Regions from separate parts of the Homo sapiens genome. Here region 1 is linked to region 2. A link is a contact called in ENCODE Hi-C data. All regions are on one chromosome and are shown on one strand. Each heading gives the region's core, a stretch centred on a gene start or an enhancer-like site at or near the end of the contact. The rest is flanking DNA. Distances are from core to core; before and after follow the strand shown. Region 1 has its middle 260 kb from the start of SLC14A2-AS1. Region 2 has its middle 67 kb from the start of LINC01601.

What was found. A loop is a pair of places that touch in the nucleus more often than their neighbours do. Pooled maps may share reads with other maps.
Region 1: a loop to region 2 is called in a map of aorta, with 2.7 times the contacts of the local background. The contact joins two enhancer-like sites. A Hi-C loop is called at or near these places in 2 of 168 maps with a recorded cell type or tissue (aorta and ascending aorta) and 3 of 50 pooled maps.

What each region holds. Positions count from the first base shown.
Region 1 is chr18:45,245,868-45,251,051 of GRCh38, forward strand. It overlaps a transcript of SLC14A2 not described here. Among named protein-coding and RNA genes, the nearest start is that of SLC14A2-AS1, 260 kb to the right of the region's middle. Within about 2 kb of position 2,809, at least 7 of the 41 ENCODE cell types and tissues checked have a DNase peak (open chromatin) inside an H3K27ac peak, as active enhancers do; they include ascending aorta, where a contact is called at or near this core.
Region 2 is chr18:44,596,757-44,601,494 of GRCh38, forward strand. No RefSeq gene overlaps it. Among named protein-coding and RNA genes, the nearest start is that of LINC01601, 67 kb to the left of the region's middle. Within about 2 kb of position 2,760, at least 5 of the 41 ENCODE cell types and tissues checked have a DNase peak (open chromatin) inside an H3K27ac peak, as active enhancers do; they include ascending aorta, where a contact is called at or near this core.

The DNA.
Region 1 (5,184 bases), core at 1,559-4,058, 650 kb after region 2:
TTTTCAAGCTCCCATTCTTGGTATATTTTCTTCAAGAGCATATACTATTGTTTTGCTCTTTTAAAAGATGCTTTGAAAAGTAAGTCATGTTTCTAGAGCAGCTTCTGTGTAGATTCTTATTGAATGGGGTTATGGACTGAATTGTGTTTCCTCCTGGTCACAAAATTCACTTTAAACCCACAATTCCCAGTGTGATTTTATTTGGTAGAGTCTTTAAGGAGACAATTAAAGTTCAATGAGGTCATAAAGGAGGGGTCCTAATCTAGTAGGACTTGTATCCTTACAAAAAGAGGAAGAGACACCAGGAATATATTCACATAGAGAGGAAAGGCCACGTGAGAACACAATGAGAAGGTGCTGTCTGCAAGCCAAGAAGGGAGGCCTCGGGACAAAACCTACAAACACCTTAATCCTGGACTTCCAGCCTTCAGAACTGTGAGGAAGTAAATTTCTGTAGTCTAAGCCACCCAATCTGTGGTATTTTGTTAGGACAGCCTGAGTAGACTAATACAGATGGTAAGAAGGGATAATGTAGCATAGTCCTAGGTAATAAAAAACTTACAATATTAAATAATACATATTTTATATAGTGTATTGTTAGTATTAGTATCTTACAGTGATGTTAAATTTAAACTGTCTTTTCATAGGCTTACCTCATTTCAAACCTCTCACTAACATTGCAGAGTAGAAATAACTTTTGTTGTTGTTGTTGTTGTTGTTTTTGAGACAGACTCTCACTCTGTCGCCCAGGCTGGAGTGCAGTGGTGTGATCTTGGCTCACTGCAACCTCCGCCTCCCGGGTTCAAACAATTCTCTTGCCTCAGCCTCCCAAGTAGCTGGGATTACAGGTGTGTGCCGCCACACTGGGCACGGTGGCTCACGCCTATAATCCCAGCACTTTGGGAGGCCGAGGCAGGCAGATCACGAGGTCAGGAGTTCGAGACCAGCCTGGCCAAATATAGTGAAACCCCGTCTCTACTAAAAATACAAAAACAAAAACAAAAACAAAACACCTATTGTAATCCCCATTTTTTCAGAGGAGGGGAATAAGACTTAACAGAGATAAGATAGCTTGTTCAGACCATCCAGTTTGAAAAAGAAGAAACTAGAAACTCAACTCTATATACCCCAAAGGACTGCCTTGCCTGCAGTGACAGGAAAACACCCATGATACAACCAAAGATGTTTTTCAGAGTGTCAGATTAACAGAACATCAAGTTTAATGTGTAGGTTCTTCCCACCCTGACACCCTCTAGAATTTCAGCACACCCAATATAAAATCTGTATTCAAACACAAGGTAAATTCTAAGGCTATTTCGGCACTGTTAGCAGAATTACTACTTTGTTTTAAAGGTTGTTTCAACACCAAACTCCCCGGTACAGTCAAAATTTGATTCTTTCTTTAGAAAAATTGATTTATACACATTTTCCATAAACACATCTATTGTATAAAAAGTTATATAAGTTTGCGAGAATTGAGCAAGTAATGTTGAAGAAATGCTGATAAGGAGAGTAATGGTGTGTGGCTTCCTTCAACGGATTGTGGAGGCCTGGACCTATGACCTAAACATCCTTGGGTTCTGGCCTCAGTTACTTATCTGTATTCAGATTTAGATGTGGGAGAGAGATTTGTTTTACAAGCATTTGTTGATTTCTCTGATAAACATATATAACTCTGTCTATTCGTTCTTCTAGAAATACAGTACTCCCCTTCTCATTCAGTAGTTCAAGTGAGATCTGTCATGCTCTAACAGATCTCACCCCCTGAACAAACTGGACCAATTATAGAATCTTAGCCTGCTGACATCAGTTGGTTATTCTGTTAATGTAGGCCTTTTTTTTTTTTTTTTCATATTAACACAGTCAAAGCACTTCTTCAGCATTTTTGAACTCAGGCTCCAAAAGAAATTCTCTGGTGCTGTGATACGAGGCACTGGAGTTGTAAGCAACCATGTCTCTCATGACCAAAGAAGCTCATCTATGTAGGAGAGAATGGAGCTGACACAGACAGAAGCATTGATGAGAGAGGAAGGTGGTGGAATTACAATTCCTGATTCCTGGTGTCCCTGGGGCCCATAACATCCATGCCCTTCCAGCATCCAGTTGAGCTCTTAAGTTCTCCTTGTGCCTAAACTGGCTCTGGTTGAATTTGTCAGTAGGGAGCAAAAAAACCCCTTTCTATCAGTGAGGTTCTGAGAGTATATGTCAATAATCCATTGAGAAGATGGTAGCAGGATAATTTAGATTTGTGCAGTAAATGCTTAGCTGGCAAGAGTCACTGATTGGAAGAGGAAGGAAATGTAGGGAGGTGGCAAAAAAGCAACACCCTCTCTCAGTTTTGCCAAGGAAAAACTGTGCCTTAGAGAAGAAAGATCCTCCAACACAGAAAAAAGTCATAGTCATTGTCAAACCCATTTTATCGTCCCATAGCAAATACCGGATGCTTTGATTTGATTGTTATTTCTTCTGTTCTTGAGACATGAGGGCCTGTCTGAGGTTCATGAAAGGCACTAGTGCATGCAGACAGTTCCTGATCCCTGGGCAGAAGGGATTTGAGCTTGATTATTCTTATCCCAGCATGAAACAGGAGGACTTGGCCTGTTCCCCCCGAGATCTCAGCCCTCATAAGACCCCTGGACCACAGAATGTGGGACTAAAAAAGTTGGTTGAGCTTGTTCAAACAAAGTCTCAATTTCCCGACAAGCAGTTGGAACTTGGGGTTACATGTTGAGGTAGACTTCAGACTATTTTAATGGCATGCAGAGACATGGCTCTCCAACCAATTGGCATTCAGGAAATGTTTATCAGTTCTGACAGCCACAAGTTCCACCCTGGCCAATTTTAGCTCCTGTGACTGGAAGTGACTTGGATGTTTGAAATTCTGTAAAACACAAGCTAGTTTTGAAATGGAGCCACAGAACTTCAACGGTATTCTGGCTTAGCTCTTAGGCAATTTAGGTCAAAATTCTCCTCTCTCTTCTAAACAGGGAAAAGCTTCCCTGAAAGGACTGGTGATAAATTTTCAATAAATCTGCGGGGTGGAGGGAAATGAGAGAAGAAATTTTTAAATGATTTATGAACCTGAGTGAAATGATATTTTCATTGCTGTCCACGTTCCATAATTTTTCTCTTTTAAATTCCCTTTAGTGCCTTTTCAAGGAAATAGAAGAAAGGAGCCAGCGTCCTTTGGGGGTTACCTCTAAGATAGCAAGCACAGCACAGGACTACATATACACATGTGTCTGTTCATGTGTGTAAGCAGCTTCACTTGGGAGCAACCGATAACTCCATTTATAAGCGTGTTTGCCTCAGTATCAATAGAGAAGGAAATATATTTTATATAAGTACATTTTTGGAGATGTTTCCTTCATTAAAAACTATTATAAAATTTTTTTTGCATAGTCATGCTCCAGCCTTTTTTTTTTTTTTATCTGCCCTGTATGTACATGCAAAGGGTGGAGTATTGCTAACTGTGTGTGTGTGCCTGTGTGTGTGCTGAACATGCGTTGAGCAGCTGCTCTGGGTTTGTGCTATTTACTTTCTAAGCATTGTTTTTTTTTTAATATTCTCAAAAATTCTTGAAACAACTATTATAAAACATTCATTTGAGAAAAGACATAACTGATCTCAGAGAGGTTGAGTAACTGGTCTGAATTTCAATGAATGTGTGGTCTTTTAAGAAACATCTGGCCTCTCTGATTTTATCTCCTCTTCTGTCTGATGAATAGTCTCTCTCCTTACATCCAGGCACAACCCTTGACAGCAATGAATGGTATAATTCCTTTAGAAAATATCTATTTGGCCAGGCATGGTGGCTTACACTTGCAATCCCAGCACTTTGAGAGGCTAAGGCAGGAGGATCGCTTGAGTCCAGGAGTTCAAGACTAGCTTGGGCAACATAGCAAGGCTCTGTCTCTACTAAAATTAAAAAATTAGCTGGGCATGGTAGTGTACACCTGTAGTCCTAGCTACTAAGGAGGCTGAGATGGGAGGATCCCTTGTGCCCAGGAGTTCAAGGGTGCAGTGAGCTATGATTGTGCTGCTGTACTCCAGCTTGGGTGACAGAGCAAGATTCTGTCTCTAAAAAGAAAAAAAAAATGTTGAATTCATTCTATGAATCAGAGTCATTGACTAAATTATCAACCTAATAGCCACCAGAAGAAAAGATGGACCCTCACTAAGGCCAGATCTTGGATTTGAAATGAAAGTGGAATGTGAACCCACATGTGGAAACTCACACATGTGATATGATTTACTAACAAACATTGATAACACTACTGAAAATATGGTCACTTTAAAGAAACAAGTGACTAAAATCAACAAAAGGCACTTAAAGCAGTACTAATGAGCATCTATATCATGTTTTTCTGCTCACAGCATTAGGTCCAGTTTGACTTTTTGGCTTTAGATCATGAGTACCATTTACAAACACACACGCATGCACACATTTGGGGCCACATTTTTAACTAGTCCTCTTTGGTATTTTAATCTCGTTTTATTCCATGACTACTTTATAACACGTGATTGTCATACATAGCCTAATTCTTCCCCCCCTTATTAATTTTATTCTTATTTTCTCCTCTTTGTTCTCTTTTTTCTCTCCTTCCTTTGTGCTAATTTTTATGACTCTTGTTTTCTCTCTCACTTTGAGTTTTTCCTTTCCATCGTTGCTGTACTCACTTCCTGTTCTTTCTACTTTCTAAACATCCTTCCCATTGCCCTTGTCTCCAGAGCTCTATCTGGGGATGGGTAGTATTAGATCAGGATTTTCCATGGGAAACCCACTGAATGGTGCTGCCCCGGGATTGAGAAAGACCCAGGAGGTCAAAAGGGCTGAATGTTCCTGTACTTGTCTTACAACTGAATCCTCTGGCTAGTGGCTTCTTCCTTTTTTTTTTTTTTTTTTTTTGGCTTTGAGACATCTTCGGGTGAGAAAGAAGGTTATCTTTATAGGAATGTTTTCCTGAATAGAAAGCCAGTTGTGAACATTATGGGAAACTTTGAAGATGAGATGCCTGAGGCAAGTTAACTGGAAAAGTGTGTAGGTCCTACCAGAAATAATATTCACTGCTCCTCTGAAAGAGTTAGCAGAAGGCTGCAGAGAAATCAGGTTGAGAAAACTTCATAATTCAGCCATAGACATTAGAAAAAGAATCTTTTTATTAATTTTTTATTTCCATAGGT
Region 2 (4,738 bases), core at 1,510-4,009:
TTCTGTCTTACTCTTCACATTCACTTCAGGCATTAAATTGTGTACATTGGTCAGGCGCGGTTGCTCACGCCTGTAATCCCAACACTTTGGGAGGCTGAGGCGGTTGGATTACGAGGTCAAGAGATCGAGACCATCCTGGCTAACATGGTGAAACCCTGTCTCCACTAAAAATACAAAAATTAGCCGGGCGTGGTTGCAGGTGCCTGTAGTCCCAGCTACTCAGGAGGCTGAGGCAGGAGAATCACTTGAACCTTGGAGGCAGAGGTTGCAGTGAGCCGAGATTGCACCACTGCACTCCAGCTTGGCAATAGAGTGAGACACCGTCTCAAAAAAAAAAAAAAAAAACTGTGTACATTTGACCAAACAGTGTGTCTCACACCTGCCCTCTCTTTTCCATGGTGGTATAGCTAGTTGAAGTGAGTAAGGCAGGATGTGGTCCTGTTTTCGCTGAGTTAAATGATGGTTTTTCTGATGGGTATGTAGGTAGATATAGGAGTAGAATAAAGAAGGAAGATATTGATATTATCTGCATGAAAGTGATATTTGAGGTAGCAAAAAAGAAAGTCAAGAAGAGAACTCAGGAGAATATGCTTAGCAGCATGAGAAAGAGGAACTTTATCAAAAGATTCAGGAAATCAGTCACATAGAGACTGATACCAGGGGGCTGGGAGAGACCTCAGCCGACATCCAGGCTCTTGACACCATCGTGAGAAGGAATGCAAGGATGAGTCAGAAAATAGTGAAAGTATGGCGATTTATTGCAAAACAAATACACTCAAGAAAGTACATATTCAAGAATGGGGAGTGAGGGTGTACTCAAGAGAGAATCCCACAGTGGAGTTTAGGACTGCTACCTTTATGGGTTTCTTTAACCAAGGAGCTGAATATTTATGAAAATCCCTGGAAAAAGGTAGAGGTTTCTCGGAACATGGTGCTACCCACTTTTACACCAAATATGTGTGGTCTCAGAACTCTCATGTCACTGGTCGGTGTGTGATTTGTATGTTAATGGGCATATAGTGAGGTCCCAGGTGAAACCTAGGTAGAATCCACGGCCATGTTGGGTCCAGTCAGTCTTAGCCAACTTGGTCCACACCCTGTTTTTCAGAGTCTTATCAGCCCATAGCCTCTAGTCATGTTAAACTATTGCCTAGAATTTTTATTCTCCTGTGACCACCCTGTACTATTCCTGTCTCAAGAGAACCATTGTATAATTCAGGAACAAACACCAATGGATGAAAGAGGGCCGGAAGGAAAGGAGTGACTATCCAGGCTCAGACTGTGTTCACATATGATGTTGGCCAAGGAGAAAAGGAAAAGATATAGAGAACAGTTTCTGGTCTTTAAAAAAATCTATCGTCCAGTTGAGACCAGGACATAGGACAACAGTGAGGAATGCAGGAGCAATGTTATTTCAAAGCCAAAATAAATCTATTCATTGGAACCCACCAAAGGAAAAAAAAAAGGAGGACTTCAAGGTTTCCCTTTTCATTACATATCTTTAAGACCTAATACTTAAACTCCTTCAAAGCAATTTACTAGGTATTTAAGATATATTTGAATGACAATGAGCTCCAAGGAAATTTAGCACTCATTTACATAATCAAGTAATCTTTTTGTGTTACTCGAAGGAACACAACTTAGAAGGAGTTCCAAGGTGTATGGAGTCACGGAGTGTTAACACTCACCAAGACTGCAGAACTTGCCATTTAGACATTGCAAACAGACAATTTATAAGCTACTTCTAGCCCTCAGGCATTTTTTTTTTGGCTCAAACACTGTTTGTTTTATTTTGTACATCTCATCAACAATTAAAAATAAAGAGATTTTACATAAAAATATCTATTTCTAAGTTCTCTGAAACAATCAGAAGGGTTCCCCGTTGTGGACCAGCATTCCAGAGTATCTGCCATCAGCTAAACCGACTCACAGGTGCCCCCTAGAAGAAAGCACCAAAGGCCTGGCTGCTTTAAGTATTCTGCTTTTTGTAGGCCCACAGCCGGGCAAATCTGCACATTTTACAGGCGAGGAACATCCTGGAAACCAGAGTGACAAGAGACTTGCTCAAAACTGATGGCTTACTAGAGGCCAAAATGGCCCCAACTTAATCTCTCAAACCAGATCTCCTGATTTATTGAACTAGGTCATTCTACAATGTGGTTCACCAAAAAAAAAAAGAAAAATAATTCTATCCCAGGTCTGTTGCTTATCTTTGAGTGACCTTTGGTAAGTCTGCCCAATTTTCCTCATCAACAAAGTTTTAGCATTGCCATGTGCCCTAATGACTTCATAGTGTTGCAGTTATAATAGAATATTATTTTCAAAAATACTCTCTAGAAAAAAAGGAAAACATAGTAATTTGTAGAAAAGCGAAGTTCGCCAGAAGCCCTACCTAATTTTAGGTTCTAGACCTAGTTCCTCCACCAGCTGGTTGTATGACCTTTCACATGTTTCTTAAACTCTGGTTTTCCAATTCAAATATTTTATTTTCCACGATCTTTGCAAGATTAATCTCATTCGTCACCTTGTAAAATGTTTTTCTTGAACTAAAATCTTTATGACTTGGGCCAAACCCAATGTGAATTAAACTAATAGAGAATAAAAATGGACTATTGGGTCAGGTCTACTTTATGCCCTGTCAGAAGCACACTGAGATATTGATAATGCATAGCCATTTGAAACCTCAGTGCCTCCCAGCTTGGCACAAAGAGCAGAGATACAGAGCGGAGCTCAGAGAGGAAAAGTAGAGATATAAATGACTGGAGAAGTGCTTCCAGGGAGCTGAGTCAGCCGAAACAGAGCCTCCTGCTGAGCTCAATGGATCTTTTCTCAGTTGCTTGTAGTGTTGGCTGGAGGCTGCTTGGCAATGCCTGCTGGGAAGACAATTTTTAGTCCATCGATTCATTGAAGCTGGGCAGTCTGCCCCAGCACTTAGGCACTCAGACAAAAATGCCCTTAATCACTGGCAAACCCAGAGATGTAGCAGGAGCCAGTGGCTCCATCAGCACCTCAGGTCTGACCAAAAGAGAAGGGTGGTCTAGAAAGCTCAAGGCGTCAGTCTCAGAATTCATAGGATCTATGGCTTGACTTTTAAAGCCAAAACTCTAAATAATCCCTGATCTTGAGGACAGAAACATTGTAACTCAAGAGCACTGCACTCTTTCTTTTGCCCTCAGTGAAACCAAGAGCAGCTAAGAAGCAGGTTTTTCGGGCTTTACTCACACTGTCCCCTCTGCCAATCTTCCTGATCAACTTAACCCAGGGTGTGCCTCCTCCGGGAAGTTTTCCCTGACCTCCCTCTTTATGTTAGAATCAGCTCCCTGCCCTGACCTTCTTCAGAACCTCCTTTGTTCACCACTATTATATCACCATCACGGCATACTTGTCTGTTTTTTTTTTCTCCATCTCCTCAATAAGATTGATCTCTTCAGACTGAAGACCCTTGTTAACTATTCATCTCTAGCATCTAACATAGTGCTTGGCATATGAAACACCCTTGAATTCTTAAATGTTTATGGAGGAAAAGAGGGAGGGAAGGAAGGGAAAAGGAAGGAAAGAAACTTAGGAGGGTAGGCTGAAGGGACTACTGTGATGAAAGTGAAAGCTGAGGGAGTAAAATGGGACACCTAAGTGGGCTATCAAGGTCCCCAAAAACTGTGCTAACAGCAGACGCAGGTGTCTGAATAGTCAATACAGTTAAAGGAAAAAAATAATCCTGGAACTGAGAAACGAAAGGAGGATCAGGTGAGATCACTAATGTATAAGTAATTTGAAAATTTGAAGTGTCCATAAATACAAAGGATTATTACAATTTCCATGTATTATTGTATTATCACAATCACTATGAAGGAATTAGGACCACTTTCTCTCATCAATTCATGGTTTCTTTCCCTGTCCCAAACCTGAGATTGTATGACTCAAATAGGAAAACATTGAAAAGGATTATCTGTTCCCTGTTTATGAACATGTCTTTATCTTGTAAGTAAAATATCTTCATGAACTGAAAATTCCTGCAACACAGAAATTATATCACATTTAAAAAATAATGATGATGATGCGTTAGACAGACCATTGATGGTCCTCAAAACATTCACTCATGTTGGACTCTTAGGAGAACTTCTGACAGGCCAATCAGCTAGGGCAACCCCAATTTAGATGATCAAACTAAAAATCATTGAGATTAAGTGACTTGATCAAGATTGAGCTTGGTAAGCATCTCAAAGGATCTAAGAACAAAGTAAACGTCCAAAAATATTTACAGAAATGGAGTACCAAAAAGGATCTAAAAGATAAACAAGTCCAACTTCCTACATAGCACAGGAAACCCTTCCGACAAACGGGCACACCTAACAACTAACAAGTCATCTAAACATTCTTTATTTTCCAGAAACAAAACATTTTTCCATTATCCATTCATCTTAGAGGCAGTTTACTTATTGTAAAAAGAGGATAATAATTAGCACATATTTCTTGGTTTATTTTAAGGATGAAAATACATGATGTGTATGAACTACTTAGCAATGGCAATTACCAGCACATAGTGGGTATTCAATAAGTGTTAGCTCTTACAATTTTTATTAGTCTCTTCTTGTGTTTTCTGTGTTTTGTTTTGTTTTGTTTTGTTTTACAGAGCCTCTCCAACCTTTCACATCTTTTTGCTTCAGACTCCATCAGTGTTTCAGGTGAATAGAGTGAAATCTGTTTATGATTCTCTAAATTATCCTTGGTGGAGTAGAAA